Linked DNA regions of Homo sapiens: regions 1 and 2 are each linked to region 3. A link is a contact called in ENCODE Hi-C or POLR2A ChIA-PET data. All regions are on one chromosome and are shown on one strand. Each heading gives the region's core, a stretch centred on a gene start or an enhancer-like site at or near the end of the contact. The rest is flanking DNA. Distances are from core to core; before and after follow the strand shown. Region 1 holds the start of METTL15 (methyltransferase 15, mitochondrial 12S rRNA N4-cytidine). Region 2 holds the start of TRIM44 (tripartite motif containing 44). Region 3 holds the start of DCDC1 (doublecortin domain containing 1).

Region 1 (4,529 bases), core at 1,137-3,636, 3.3 Mb after region 3:
AAGGATACTCCCTCAAGGGCTCTAACAATTATAATCATTGCAGTCAATTTTGTCTGGCAGGGAAATCCTGTTTGAAAATGTAATTTTTAAGGACAAAAACGCGACGTGGCGGCTGGCACACGAACGCTGAGAAAGTGAAAGAGGTTCTAAGGAAAGAGAAAAATACACCCTTTTGCCTAAGAATTACGCTCTGACGAGGAAAAACTATTCGGAAACTTCCAAACCCAGGTTGAAGGCGTGTTGAAGAGAGGGAGAGGGTCAGGGGCGTATTTTTCTTTTGCTCCGGACGAATCCAGCGACCCCTGTGGAGTACCCCCAAAGGTTTGGTGGTTTCCAAAACGAGTTCCCGGGACTCGGTCCCCTTCTCCTCACCTGAAGCACGAAGACTTCTCAGCTGGCCTCTAACTCGGGCCAGCGACTACCACTACGGTCCAGGAGAACCTGAATGCGCCGCGCGTCTAGGTCCTGCCCCTGGGGGAAACTTGTAAGGACGGACAGATTGGGTCCACGTCCGCCCAAGCAACTGAGGACCGTCTGCCTTTGGTTCCGCTGTTTCCAGCCTCAGCTGCCAAAGGGTCCTGTTGGCCTGGGGTTTCCAAACGACTTTCCTGGGGGAAATAAATAAGACCTCACTATTGCCATGTTTAAATTCACTTTTACTTTTTCCATTTTTATTTTTTGGTCTGAAACAACTTTAAATCTAACTTTTCATTTATCCTTATCTCTGCTCTTTGGTTTACAATGAAAGTATATTAAACTTGTATTCTGATAACACAGCAGTTATACTCCAATTTTTAACTAAAAGTGGGAATTTCTGTCTCATTAGCTCTATGTTTAGAAACTACAAGGAGCAAGGTGGCACAGTAGTGGGATTGATTGTAATGTCAAAATCTCTCTGCTTTAACCAAATGTACAATTCCTTTAAAATATGGACCTCATCATCTGAACACTGTTAAATGGCAAGTGTAACACTGAATTTGAAATCTAAAGTACTTGGATTAGGTGTGAAAACATCTGTGGCACTGATAAACCTTATACAATGTGGGTGTCAAAAAAGACAAACTTTAAAACACTTCTATTCTTCACCAATGATCCATGCAATTTTACAAGCAACTGGCAAAATATGCATATTTTCAGACTGGATTAAGATATTCTCTTAATGTCACTTAATCCAGAAAGTATTTCAGAGACAAATGACTCAATTCTGAATTGCCTTGCCTGTATAGTTCAAGACAAAATTTTGTGTTAGGAATTTTCTGAAAACTTCAGTTTTCTCTCAGAAAAATGAAAATAATATTACCTACGTCTCATGGGCTGTTTTGAGAATTAACTGAGAGACCATATGTAAAGGGACTAATAAAATACCTGGGAAGTCAAAACGTAAAGTACTATACAATGAGTTCTTACTGGAAATAAAGACATCTCGATTTTATTACCAAGACCAGCAGCACACAAATAACCATTTCATTAGCTAAGATACACGTAATACAGCCAAAAATAAGTAGTAGCTTTATTGATCCTCTGTCTAGTGATCAGAAACAATAATATAACATGCATCACATACAGTACACAATACTCCCGATTTTCCTCAACAGGAAATAAATGTCCATAATACAGAGGTTTCCATATATTGTTGCATTTATAATACTCTGCATGGGTATGAGTCATCCTATTTATAAAGTGATATTGAATCCACAAAATATAAGCTCCAAGAGGGAAGAGTTTGATTCCATTGCATACTATTGTGTCTAAAATCTAAATAATTGCTAAATGGATACAATAACAGTAATATATAGAACAATGAAATTCAGATACTGTTATTAAAAACACCCTGCCAAATAAAGTTATTTTAGCAAACGTATTTCCGATTTGTTCCAGGTATTTTCTCTCTTTTTAAAGTGTCTATGCTGAAATAATATCTATAACCTGGGACTTAAAAAAAATCACTTCACCTAATAATAAACCAAGCCAAAATCTTTAAATTTATTTTGTTATGCCATCATTAGACAGAGAATGTAAAAAGTAACCAAACAGAAAATAGTTTCACGGTCAGTACTAATGGGAGTAGGCCTGGAAGTCCTGAGAAATGAAGCCTGAGGCCTCAACCCAAAAGATCTCCAATTAATTCAGGTGAAGAGACCCCACATTTTGGCCCATATTAATGTGTCTGGAAGAAACAGGTCCCTACAACTTCTTGGAGGCCTCACTACTCAGAGAAAAGAAAATAAACACCCAGAACCCATTAATCCACACCCAAACTCCACCTCTCCCCCTAGCAGAGGGCATAGGCCAACCCCTGCCCGCAGCAGTCTCACTCACACCCTTAACTCTGGGACCGGGCCCTGCACCCGCCGGTCTACAGGAGGCCTGGTGATCTCAAGTGGCTGCCTCCCACCAGCAGCTCCGGCCTAGCCCCGCCCACTTTGGCCACCGCCTCCGGAAACGGCCGCGCGCGTTGCCACGGTGACGAGCAAGCAAAGAGCTTCCCCTGCGCAGCCAGGCTGAGCTTCTTGGCGCCAAGCTGCCGCGAGCCGTGACAGCGTCCGACGTGATGACATCACGCGAGCGGCAGCCAATGAAACGAAGCGCTGAGGAAAGTGGCTTGGGTTTGAATATTGTGGTTGAGTCTGAAGCGCTGGGAGGCGGACATTAAAGTGAAGTGGTTGCGGTAACCTGGCCTGGGCCTGAAGTGAGTGAGAGGCACATGAAGGTAAAACTGGACTCTGGGACGCTCCTTTTGGTGACTTGTATTATTGGGAACGGAGGGTCCTGCCGCTTCAGGTCTAGAAGACCAGGTGGGCTTCTTGACAAACACAGAAGCGTTGAGGGGTGGGGGATCAGGGTACCTGGGGAGAAAGTGAAAGGAAAAAGGGATTCGAGAACCTGCTAAGAGCACAGCTCTGCTTGACCGTAATCCTCGACTGCTCAGCTGGAAGGGCAGGGATCTCCTTAAGTCCTGAGAGGAAGTCTTAAGTTTTAAAGGGCATCTTGGCCCCTTTCCCAGACTGGCAGAGAACTTTAACTGCCCAGCACCTTGTAGTGTCAGCTTTTTTCCGGACTCCAAATTGGGAGTGTTTTGTTTCAGACTCACATATAAGCGTACCCAGGGGCTTACCTATCAAACGAGGAGCTTTTGTTCATCACTGCATAAAATTTTTGTCTGAAGAGCTTTAACTGTTAGTCTTGCACTGGTCAATCGGGAACCCCTCCTGAGCCCCAGTTGTAGGTAGCATCGAGATAAAAGCCGCTCTGACTGCCTAACGGGATTGCCGAGGATCAGATGAGGTACGGAAGAGATACTGTTTGGCAAATGCTCTGCAGATGAAATTAAACTGTAAACATTTAGAATCAGTCCTATAGTCTGTTCTTGGTTTCCGCAGGACTTTTTTTTTTTTTTAGGAGCTCATTAGTCACTCAGTTACAGAGAAGCCAAGACTGACTGCTGTTTATTATATGAGAAGAGAGTATTTGACCAGAATGAACTGATTTTGTGGTATAATATATAGTTTAGATTATGGATAATTAGGTAGAAATTTAGGCACTCTACAGATTTTAATTTTTAGTGTCATTCCACCACGTCTAGCCTCCTGTTTCGTTTTTGTAAGGTTTTTATAAACTTTGATGCTAGAGAATGTGATATCCAATGACTAGATAGTGCTTCTTATTAAGTTCATAGTTTGTAAGAACTATTTCAATAAACAAAGATTATCTACAAAGCACAATCACAAAGAAAAAAACTTAAAAGATTATCTGCCTTTAATAGTAGTAATTAATCTCCTTTTCTATTATTTATTCATTTATTTGAGACAGAGTCTCGCTCTGTGGTCCAAGCTGGAGTGCAGTGACGTGATCGCTGCTCACTGCAACCTCCACCTCCCAGGTTCAAGCAATTCTCGTGCCTCAGCCTCCCGAGTAGCTGGGATTACAGGCGTTTGCCACCACACTCGGCTAATTTTTGTATCTTTGGTAGAGACGGGGATTCACTGTGTTGGCCAGGCTGGTCTCGAACTCCTGACCTCAAGCCATCTGCCCGCCTCGGCCTCCTAAAGTGCAGGAATTACAGGTGTGAGGCAGGGCACCCAGCCCTTCCTCTTCTACTATTGAAAAGTATTTACAAATACATAATATTTTTATATTGAAAGTGCATCTTGTCCCATCATAGAAATACCCCAAATCAATTAAGAGACACGATAAAAATGATTTTTTTTTTTTTTTTTTTTTTGCTGACAACTGTGAAAACTAAGAGGAAAAAAAATAGCTCAGCTGTCAGTGCCGGCCTTCCCTCCAGTTGAACCTTTTATTCTTCCCTGATGGTTGTAAGTTGGTGGGAGTAGTGCCCCCAAGACTGATATTCCAAAAAGAGCTTTAAGATGGACTGTAGATGATAGTGTTGAGTATCGTTTTCAGTCCTATACAGTGTTTGTTGAATCTGAATCTAATTCAGGTTTGAGTTTGTATTTAATATATCATAACTGTCACTCTACTTCTGTATCATTGTTTGGAAGCATTCTCTTCTGATTCCAGTAGAA
Region 2 (4,872 bases), core at 2,192-4,691, 4.3 Mb before region 3:
CACACATATTATGGGCACTTGATATATGACAGTGGGACAGCAAATCAGTGCACAAAGGAAGGGCTTTTCAATAAATACAGCAATAGCAATTGGCCATCTGTATGGAGAAAAAATGAAATTGCGCCCCTACTTCTACTACACAAAAATCAATACTAAGTAGAACAAGACACAAAAAGCACTAACCATAAGGAAAAGTATTGATAAGTTTTACCACATTAAAATGAAGAGCTTCTATTCAAGGCACAACTTCTTTAAAAAGAAAAACCACATAGAAGATATTTGCAACCCACATAGAAAGAACAACAAAAAAAATCAGAAACAAATATATAGCTGGGCACAGTGGCTAACACCTATAATCCCAACACTTTGGCAGGCAGATCACCTGAGGTCAGGAGTTCAAGACCAGCCTGGTCAACATGGCAAAAACATCTCTACTAAAAAAAAAATACAAAAATTAGCTAGGCATTGTGGCATGTGCCTGTAATCCCAGCTACTCAGATGGCTGAGGCAGGAGAATCGTTTGAACCTGGGAGGCGCAGGTTCCAGTGAGCTGAGATCTAGCCACTGTACTCCAGCCTGGGCAACAGAGCAAGACTCTATCTCAAAAAAAAAAAAAAAAAAAAAAAAAACAGATATATAAAAACTCATATAATGAGAAAAGACAACTCAATAGAAAAATGGGCAAAAGAACTGACTAGGTACTTCACAGAGGAAGTATAAAAGATCCTCAAAGTCATTAGTAATCAGAGGAATGAAAATTAAAACCACAATAAAATACCATTACATAGCCACAAGATTGACAAAAATGAAAAATACAGTAATAGCAAGTTTTGAAGATACAGAGCAACAGGAACTCTCATATACTCTTCATAGTGATTCAAACTGGTACAACCACTCTGGAAAATAGTTGGCAACATGTAGTATTACTGAAGATATGCATAGCCTCTGACACAGCAATTTCACTCCTGCGTTTATATTCCACTTAAATGTATGTTAAATGTACACCGAGACATGACCAAGAATATTTACACTGACATTGTTTGTAACAGCCCGACGCTCCCAAACCTGGGAACAAATCAAATGACCATCTATGACAGAATAGATAACTTGTGGCATATTCATAAAATGGAATTCGAAATAGTAATGAAAGTGAATAAACTACAGTCACTCATAGGATGACTCTCACAAACACAATGTTGAGAAAATGAAGCAAAACCCAGAAGAATGCATGATAAAAATATGACACCCATAGTGTCAAGTTCAAATAAGTTTAGGAATGCATACACATGGAGTAAAAGCATAAAGGTAAGCAAGGAAATGATCACAGAAGTCAAGATTATGCTTACTTATGCAGAAGAGAGATGGTTATAATTGGAAAAGGTATGGGGAAAAGGCTTCAATATTGCTAGTAATGTTCTATTTCTTAATCTGGATGGAGACTACCTCAGTACTTGTTTTATAATTATTTGTTAGACTGTAAGTTTTTACACACTTTCTGAATGTGCATTTTACAATTATAAATAGGCACTAAAAAAGGGAAAACCTAATACAGAGGATCTTCACTCTCAAGGTATTTGTTATCCCAATGCCAGCTATTCCCTATTCAGGGAAGCAAAAGTCATCATAATATGACAATGTTCACTAATACAGATTACTTAATGAACTGATCACTCCACTCAAAATTTCCCCCTCCCTCCCCGATTAACACCAGCAGTTTCTCTCAATGATAGTAAACATCCACAATATGAATAAAAGGTGCATCGTCTGCAAATTCATTCATTCAACAAATATTTCCGAAGTGTCCACTGTTCTGGGGGACCAGTAAGGTCCACGACAGACAAAGATCCAGACAGAGGACATGGGAACTTCCACTCCCACCCCAATTTGGCCTCCATCTTCTTACCCTCCTTTTCTACTAAGTTTCAAACACGAAGAATCTAAAATGAACTCGGGGCACATATGAAGTTACTATTAAAACTATTTTGTTAGTCTTTTCAATGCAGACGTATCACTTGCTTGGATTCATGTGGCAAAATCCTATTTCCCATGTTTTCAAGTAGGCAAAAAGATTGCCTTATCAAGAGCCCTAGCACAAAGCACCAGTTTCAACAATAGTGATGCTGTGGAAATTGGCCTAAGTGGGGTCAAAACTCCCAAGAAATGCTTTACCTGGGATCCACAGACCAGAAACTTGCAATTTTCTAGAAATTGTATACTAGATTTTGTGTGTATTTTCTCAGGTCAGAGTCCAGAACTTTCATCAGATTCTCAAAAGAGTTCAACCAAAAACGGTGAATAAGAACTGCTCCCAAAAAGTTGGAAAGACTAGCTTCTTAGGGACACAGTGAAAGCGAATGTGGTCACAGCCAGGCCACCTGAGTTGAAACCCAGGTGTCCTGACCCCTAGGTTTATGCTCTGAAGGCCCAATACTTACTCTTAATTCTTCAAAGGCTTCGTCTAGGGTGGAGAGTTGGTGGCCCTGGTGAGCCCCAATGACTGGACACAGGACACAGATGAGCTGCCTATCTTCCTGGCAATAGGTACTCAAATCAAGCCCATGGTCCGGACACTTCCTCTTGGCCACTCTCTCTGCTTCCATTTCTATTTCTGGGTCAAATTCACTTTCTGCCTCAGTTTCTCCCTCCGCCTCGGATTCCCCTTCTTCTTGGTTGTCTTCTTCGGCCTCGCTTTCTTGCTCATCCTCCATTTCTTCCTCGCTGTCTTCTTCACTCTCCTCATCGCTCTCATCCTCACTCTCTTCCTCTGTCTCGCTCTCTTCCTCTGACTCGCTCTCTTCCTCCGACTCACTCTCTTCCCCTGCCTCGCTTTCTATCTCCCTCTCCTGCTCCACCTTGACCTCCGCTTCTTCCTTCCCCGCCCCCTCTCCGTCAGCTGGCGGGGTCCAGGCCTGGGAGCCGTGGACGTATTCGGCCAGATGGTGACTGAGGAACTTCTGCCTGTGCGCCTCGGCATGGCGGCGGCAGTAGCAGAAGCCGCATTCTCGGCACACTTCCTCGGCCCCCGGAGCCTCGTCGGGCTCGCACTCGTCACACGTGCCGTCGTGAGGCAGTTCCTCGAAGGCCGCGCCCACTCCAGAGGCCATGTGGGTGCTGTGACGCGGCCAAGGCCTCGGGGCCCCGGGGCTCGCCGCCTTCCTTCCGCGCGGCCTCACTTCCTCCTCCCGCCCCGGGTCCCTTCCTAGGGAGTCGCCTCCCGCCTGGACCGCGCCGCGTCTCGAAGCGGGACCTGGGGCCGCGGCAGCCCCTGCCCGGGCGCAGCAGCAAAGACCCTTTCCGCCGGCTCGGCCTGCTCCGCTCTGTCCCTGCGCTTCCTCTGCCGCGCAAGGCACTTCCGGCGCGGCCACCCGGCGCCCCCGTCGGCCCCCGCGTCGCGCCGCCCGCTCAGCCTCCCGCTACCAGGGAGAGATCGCGGCAGCCGCCGGCCCCCGCGCCGCCCCGGTTCCACTTTCCCTTTCCCCGTCAGGAGGCCTCCTTTTACTTCCTGAGTCATTTAAAGTGGCAATGACCCTTTTCTGCTTTTCCCGCGGGGCTCAGCTCCTCCGCTCCAAATCTCAGCGTGCCTTGGAGGAGGAGGAGGGAGAAGGAGGATGGAGGAAGTCTCTTACTCTCTCCAGAAGCAGGAATTGGGCTCCACCTCCCCCATTCCCTCCCTGGAAGTGTCAACTTGAGTTTTCACGGCCACTAGGCTGGTGTCCCTGTGCATTTCAGTCTCTCTTGTGCCAATTTGTCGCCGCCCGTCACAGTCCCCAGTGTTCTGCAAGGTGCCCGGACAGTGTTGTTTACCAGACTGAACCTGACCTCTTGGGATTTCCTGAGTGCGGAAGGGCTATGTTTGTTCTAGGCTAGGGGAATTGGAGTTAGGATGAGCAAACAAATATTTTCGATCCAAAGCAATACTGTGCTTTGTCTATTTGCATTGCTACCTCCTAGGATCTCAGAATTTCTGGGGTGGTAACCTCTGTGCGGTTTTCTGAGAGCTGCCTTCGGTTGGGCAGAGACGTCAGGTGAAGTGAGGTGGGGAGAGGCAGTATTTGTCGAGTGACAGGTCCAGGTTGCAGTCATTTTCCTTTATGTAAGGTGTCCCTCTAGATTCCCACTGGGCTCTAAGAGAAAAGAAGGGAACTGTTGTTTATAAAGCAGTACTGTAGTGCCAAGAACCCGGCTACATCTTTTTGTGGCTCTTTAAAAGCCGGTTTTGGAAGATCCTCTGCCCGATGGTCCCCAAATCCTGGTGCCACTACCTATCAGTTTTATGACCATGGACAAGTTAATTCATCATTCTGTTTTCCGCTTTTTAAAAAAGATGTTAAGTGAAAAGAACGGTAAATATCTACCTCATGGGGTAGTTTTGTGGATTAAATGTAACGATGCCTGCACTGTAGAGTATTCACTAAGCTTTCATTATTATTTTTGGCACAAATTATATTTAGTGCTCACAATGCCCCTTTGAAGGAACATATTTTACACACACAGGGCATTTTCGGCTGGCTGCTGGTAATGTAGGCAAGTCTCCACCTCTACCCCATATCCATGTCTCTCCATTCACAGAAGAGTTTTTGTTTTGCACTGTATTTGGGAGAGGGAAAATTACGTTTTTATCTAGTCAAGGGAGAGGCTGAGGTGTATTAAGAAGGATGAAAGGGGATGGAATGGTGTCTGTTTTACATTGATTCCCTTAGATGATTTTGAGTTAGAATTTCCAGATGCTTTCCTCAAACATACCAGGGGATGAGGTGGGGTAAAAAAACCTTTTTAATAGTTTTTAATGTCTCCATGGATAATGTATGCCTAATCTTTGTGCAGCTTTTGTTAGATATTTATTTTTTAGAAACCTTTCTTTTTAACCTCAGA
Region 3 (4,258 bases), core at 1-2,500:
CAATTAAATCAAATTAATACCTGGATTCCTGCCACTGGTATCCTATTTTCTGGAAACCTAAATTTGTGGTTTCATATAAAAATTGATTTTTTTCCCCTCATGATTTAAAATCTGAAAGAAAAGACTTACCATTAATATGAGTTTTTGATATTTTTGTTTTAGGTCTGATATATTTGCAGATGGGTCTGCTCCCAGGATGCTGTACCAATCCTTTTTTGGCATCTGCTCAACCGCCATCATCCATGGAACCAGAAGTGGGCCTTCTCAGATTAGCTGAATAGAAATATTAATGACAATTCATCACAGTTTGCCATGTATCTAAGAAAAAATTAAGTACTGCCCTTGTAAATTCTTTAGTATTTAGTCGAGTAAATCATGATTATAATGCAAACCTGAGGAAGCACAGATTTTCATTTAAAATGCCCCAAGAATTCCAGGTATAAGTGTACCGACAAGTATGGAAAACGTGTTAGGTATTTCACGATATATATTTATACTTTAATTAATGAACAGCATTAAAAAAAAGAATTTTATAATGAACCAGGTGGTGTATGAACCTCTAAGAAGGTATTTCTGCTAGTCTTATGATAAAACTGGCACACAAGTAAGCACCCACTAAACACGCTGGAGGAGCTTAATGAATATTTACAAAATGAACGAATAAAAAAAAAGCAAAACAGAACATCAAAGAATTAAAATAAATTTGGGGGCATTCCTTCTGAAAGTTTCTCGTTTGCTTTTCCTCCAGATTGTCTGGAGAGCATGATATGGGAAATAACGTCAGCACCAGCTGGTAGAGAACAAGAGTCCCCTGTTATTGGAGAGGCGCTGAGACCTCGCAAAGACAGAGTGAAACTCTCTACGCGAGGATGCCCCAGTCTTCCACGCTCCAGAAGAGAGACCCTACCAGGAGCCCCAGAAATCAGGCAACCTCTTCCCACAGCTATATACACTTAACGAAACAGCCGGGGCCTCCTCAAGCTCGGGACTTGGGAATCTTCTCCATTCACAGTCGGCTTTACCCACCCAGCCATTGGCGGGCACCCTCTCCGCGCTTTATACGACATCAGACCTACCTAACTTCACATAGGCGCTGCTACCCACTCCTCGCCTGCTGTCGGCCAGAACTCCGGACCGGCTTCTTCTTCCGCCGGAAGTCACTGTTCCGACGTGTTCGCGTTTCTGGCCGAGCTGATGTGGCCGTGGCACAGCTCAGAAGCGACGCTCCGCCCACCCCGACGCGGTCTCTATGGTAACCGGTCACCGCTTCTATGGAGTGGCGTTTACTACCAGTAAGTTCCCAAACTGTGAAGAAAGGCGCCTTTGGCTTCGCTCTAAGTCTCTCTTTTCCGGGCCCCGCGACTGTCGCTTCTCTCCTCCTCCTCAGCGAGCACCCCCTCGCCATCCCAGGCTTTCCCCGCCTTTTTCAAAGCTTCCTCCGTTTACCGTACCCTGAGCTACTCTCAATCTTTTCGGTTGGTGCTTGAACTCTGGGGTGAGAGAGGGGTGCGGGGGCAAGGATGTGAGAAGGATGAGGAGACCTGATGCCACTCTCGTCCCTACAGTTCCTTTACAATGTTCTAATTCGAAAATTAAAAGAACTAAAACCTATGCCAGGTAGGGCTAGATGTGCGGGGGATGGGGTCGGTTTAATTTTTTCTGCAGAAGATATTCGACGTAATTATTAATATTTCTTTTAGACCTTAGCAACCAACTTACAACATAAAAACGTTCCAAAATTCTTTCACATTTGCTATTTCACTTCGCTTTCATTTCAACCCAGTGAGACAAGTAAGGCAGGTGCCATTATTCCCACTTTATAGATGAGGAAAGAAATCAAGGATCAAGGCCAAACAGCTAGTTGGGTAGGGGCAGAACAAGGACTCAGCAAGTCTACACATTCCCAGGGCAGCTATGCTATCTTTCAAGCTTACAGAAAAAAGCAGAATGAACTGTTCTTCTTCGAAGCAGTTAGGGGGCACTGCATATGGGCACTGTTGGGGTTTGTTATTGTTGCTGGTGGTGGTGGTGGTGGTGGTGGTGGTGTTTTTCTCACCTTTCTTTCTTCTCCCTTTCTTGATTCCTGTGTTTCCTTTTATTACTTCTTTGTGCTGCTTACTTTACATTAACACCTCTTCCTAGCATTGTACCTGGAGATGAAAACTACATCTTATTTTTGGCCAGCATGACATAAATTTCACTTGGAGATGTTAAAATGGTTTTGTTGTTACTGCTTTGATTTTGCTTTCCTTCTTTTTTAAACTTCTACCAATCTGAGTTTGAGAAGCAGTCAAGATAAACTTAAGCAGAATAAATAAAATAATCTAATATGATCAGTTATTTAATGATGTTATGAACTATAAAGAATAACTGAATGAAACAAGCAAGTTTAAAAATCTAAAGATGAAAGCATAGATTAGGTTCTCCACAGGGTTTTGTCATGTTTAAAGGCAGATACAAAGAGCATCTGGTTTTAGTCCTGGCTGCATCATACTTTCTTGTGTGGCCTCATGAAAATACCTAAAGCAATGGAATTAAGTAGTGTGGTGAATGCTTTTCTAAACAGTACTGTCAGAATGATGCCACCTTGAACATCTCTAGCCCTCAAACTCCCTTCTGTCCACAGCTTGGTTCTTCCTTGTGTAGGTAGATATGCTCCGGTACTCCAGGTTTTTTGTTTTTTACAGCAAAAGCATTTTATTTTGATTTACTATTTATTAGGTTATTGTGTTACCTTATTTATTTATTGGGGTTTGGAAAGTAAGAAATAGTTTTTTTCCCCAGCAATACCAAATATTTTGTCATTTCATCTCTACATACTTTAGTTTGCATCCCTAAAATGTACCAACTTTTTCTTTTATCTCCATAATGTCATTATTGGACTGTCACATAATATCTAGACCTTACTTACATTTCCACGGTTAATTGAAAATGTCTTTTTCTGGTTGGTTTGCTTGACTCAGAATCAGACAAAATGTACACTTTCCATTTAGCTGTTCTGTCTCTTAAATATCTTTTAAATTATAGCAGTCCCATTTCTTCACTAGAACCTTGTTTTTTTCTTTACTTGCCATTGGCTTACTGAATGAGAACAGTTGTCTTACACTCTGCTTATACCAAAATAAACTTCTTAAAACAATTTTTACATAAATTTCTGATCATTAAGCTTCCTTCATTTTTCATTTTATAGAGCAGTACTTTCCAATAGAAATATAATGTAAGCCGTAAGTGCAAGCTACAAAATTAATTAATCTAAAAATTATTAAGGCGATACTTTACATTCTTTTCTCCTACTAAGTCTTCAAAAGCTGGTATGTATTGTGCCCGAACACACCTCAATTTGAACTAGCACATTTCAAATGCTCAGTAGCCACATGTGACTAGTGGCTACTGTATCCAGCAGGGCAGGTCTAGAGAATAAAGTCCTAACTCCTTAACCTAGCATTCAAGTTACCTCTTCAATATGATCCTTACTTTTCCAACCTCCCCTATTATCTCCATACATTAAACATTTAAACAATTGGATCTTTTCATGGTACTGAAATCAACCCAACAGTCCCATAGACAGGGTTTTGTTTGTTTGTTTAGTTTTGTTTATTGGGGTTTTTTAAATTAATAAACATAGAAATGGACACTTCTTTTCTGAAAGCTTGAAACTTGCATTTGTTTTATCTTTTTGTTTGCTTGTTTGAGACAGAGTCTTGCCCTGGTGTCCAGTCTGGAGTGCAGTGGCATGATCTCAGCTCACTGCAGCCTCTACCTCCCAGGCTCAAGTCATCTGCCCACCTCAGATTCCCAAGTAGTTGGGACCACAGGTGCATGCCACTATGCCTGGCTAATGTTTGTATTTTTTTTTGTAGAGATGGAGTTTCACCATGTTGGCCAGGCTGGTCTGGAACTCTTGAGCTCAAGCAATCTGCCTGCCTCAGCCTCCCAAAGTGCTGAGATTACAGGCATGCGCCACTGCGCCCAGCCACATTTTGTTGATCTTTATCTCAGTTCCTTCCTCAAGAAAGGATGCCCAGACCTCTCAACAAGTATCAAAGAGCTGAAACTCACCAGATTACTGCATCTAGACAGTGATATGCCAGACCCCTCATTCTTCGTTATTGTTTCCTTACCCTTCCTTAGTTCCTGTTTTCTCATACGTAGTTAACATTTCTTCCCTGTTATATAAACCCCTAATTTTAGTCAGTGAGGAAGGTGAATTTGACACTGATGTCCCATCTCCTTGGCTGCAGCATCTGATTAAAGCCTT

Evidence for each region. Hi-C counts contacts between places; a loop is a spot of excess contacts on that map. ChIA-PET counts read pairs that join two places held with the same protein, here RNA polymerase II (POLR2A). Pooled maps may share reads with other maps.
Region 1: a loop to region 3 is called in a map of CD8-positive, alpha-beta T cell, with 14 times the contacts of the local background. The contact joins the promoter of METTL15 here to the promoter of DCDC1 in region 3. A Hi-C loop is called at or near these places in 3 of 168 maps with a recorded cell type or tissue (CD8-positive, alpha-beta T cell and naive thymus-derived CD4-positive, alpha-beta T cell) and 11 of 50 pooled maps. POLR2A ChIA-PET finds 5 or more read pairs at or near these places in 2 of 52 experiments (activated B cell and activated CD4-positive, alpha-beta T cell).
Region 2: a loop to region 3 is called in a map of CD4-positive, alpha-beta T cell, with 8 times the contacts of the local background. The contact joins the promoter of TRIM44 here to the promoter of DCDC1 in region 3. A Hi-C loop is called at or near these places in 3 of 168 maps with a recorded cell type or tissue (B cell, CD4-positive, alpha-beta T cell and naive thymus-derived CD4-positive, alpha-beta T cell) and 5 of 50 pooled maps.

Annotation. Positions count from the first base shown.
Region 1 is chr11:28,106,245-28,110,773 of GRCh38, reverse strand. METTL15 (methyltransferase 15, mitochondrial 12S rRNA N4-cytidine) reads right to left here and starts at 2,386. Exons shown (of 7, transcript NM_001113528.2): 1 at 2,322-2,386; 2 at 373-608. KIF18A (kinesin family member 18A) reads left to right here and starts at 2,618. Exons shown (of 17, transcript NM_031217.4): 1 at 2,618-2,710. RefSeq lists enhancers at 253-482, 2,091-2,170, 2,357-2,880, 3,081-3,340, 2,881-3,405 and 1 more.
Region 2 is chr11:35,661,344-35,666,215 of GRCh38, reverse strand. It overlaps TRIM44 (tripartite motif containing 44), which reads right to left and starts at 3,441. Exons shown (of 5, transcript NM_017583.6): 1 at 2,436-3,441. The coding sequence starts at 3,104. RefSeq lists enhancers at 2,753-3,253, 3,465-3,784 and a silencer at 3,045-3,424.
Region 3 is chr11:31,366,731-31,370,988 of GRCh38, reverse strand. It overlaps DCDC1 (doublecortin domain containing 1), which reads left to right and starts at 1,250. Exons shown (of 39, transcript NM_001387274.1): 1 at 1,250-1,292. It overlaps DNAJC24 (DnaJ heat shock protein family (Hsp40) member C24), which reads right to left and starts at 1,129. Exons shown (of 5, transcript NM_181706.5): 1 at 1,077-1,129; 2 at 130-273. The coding sequence starts at 240. RefSeq lists an enhancer at 837-1,316.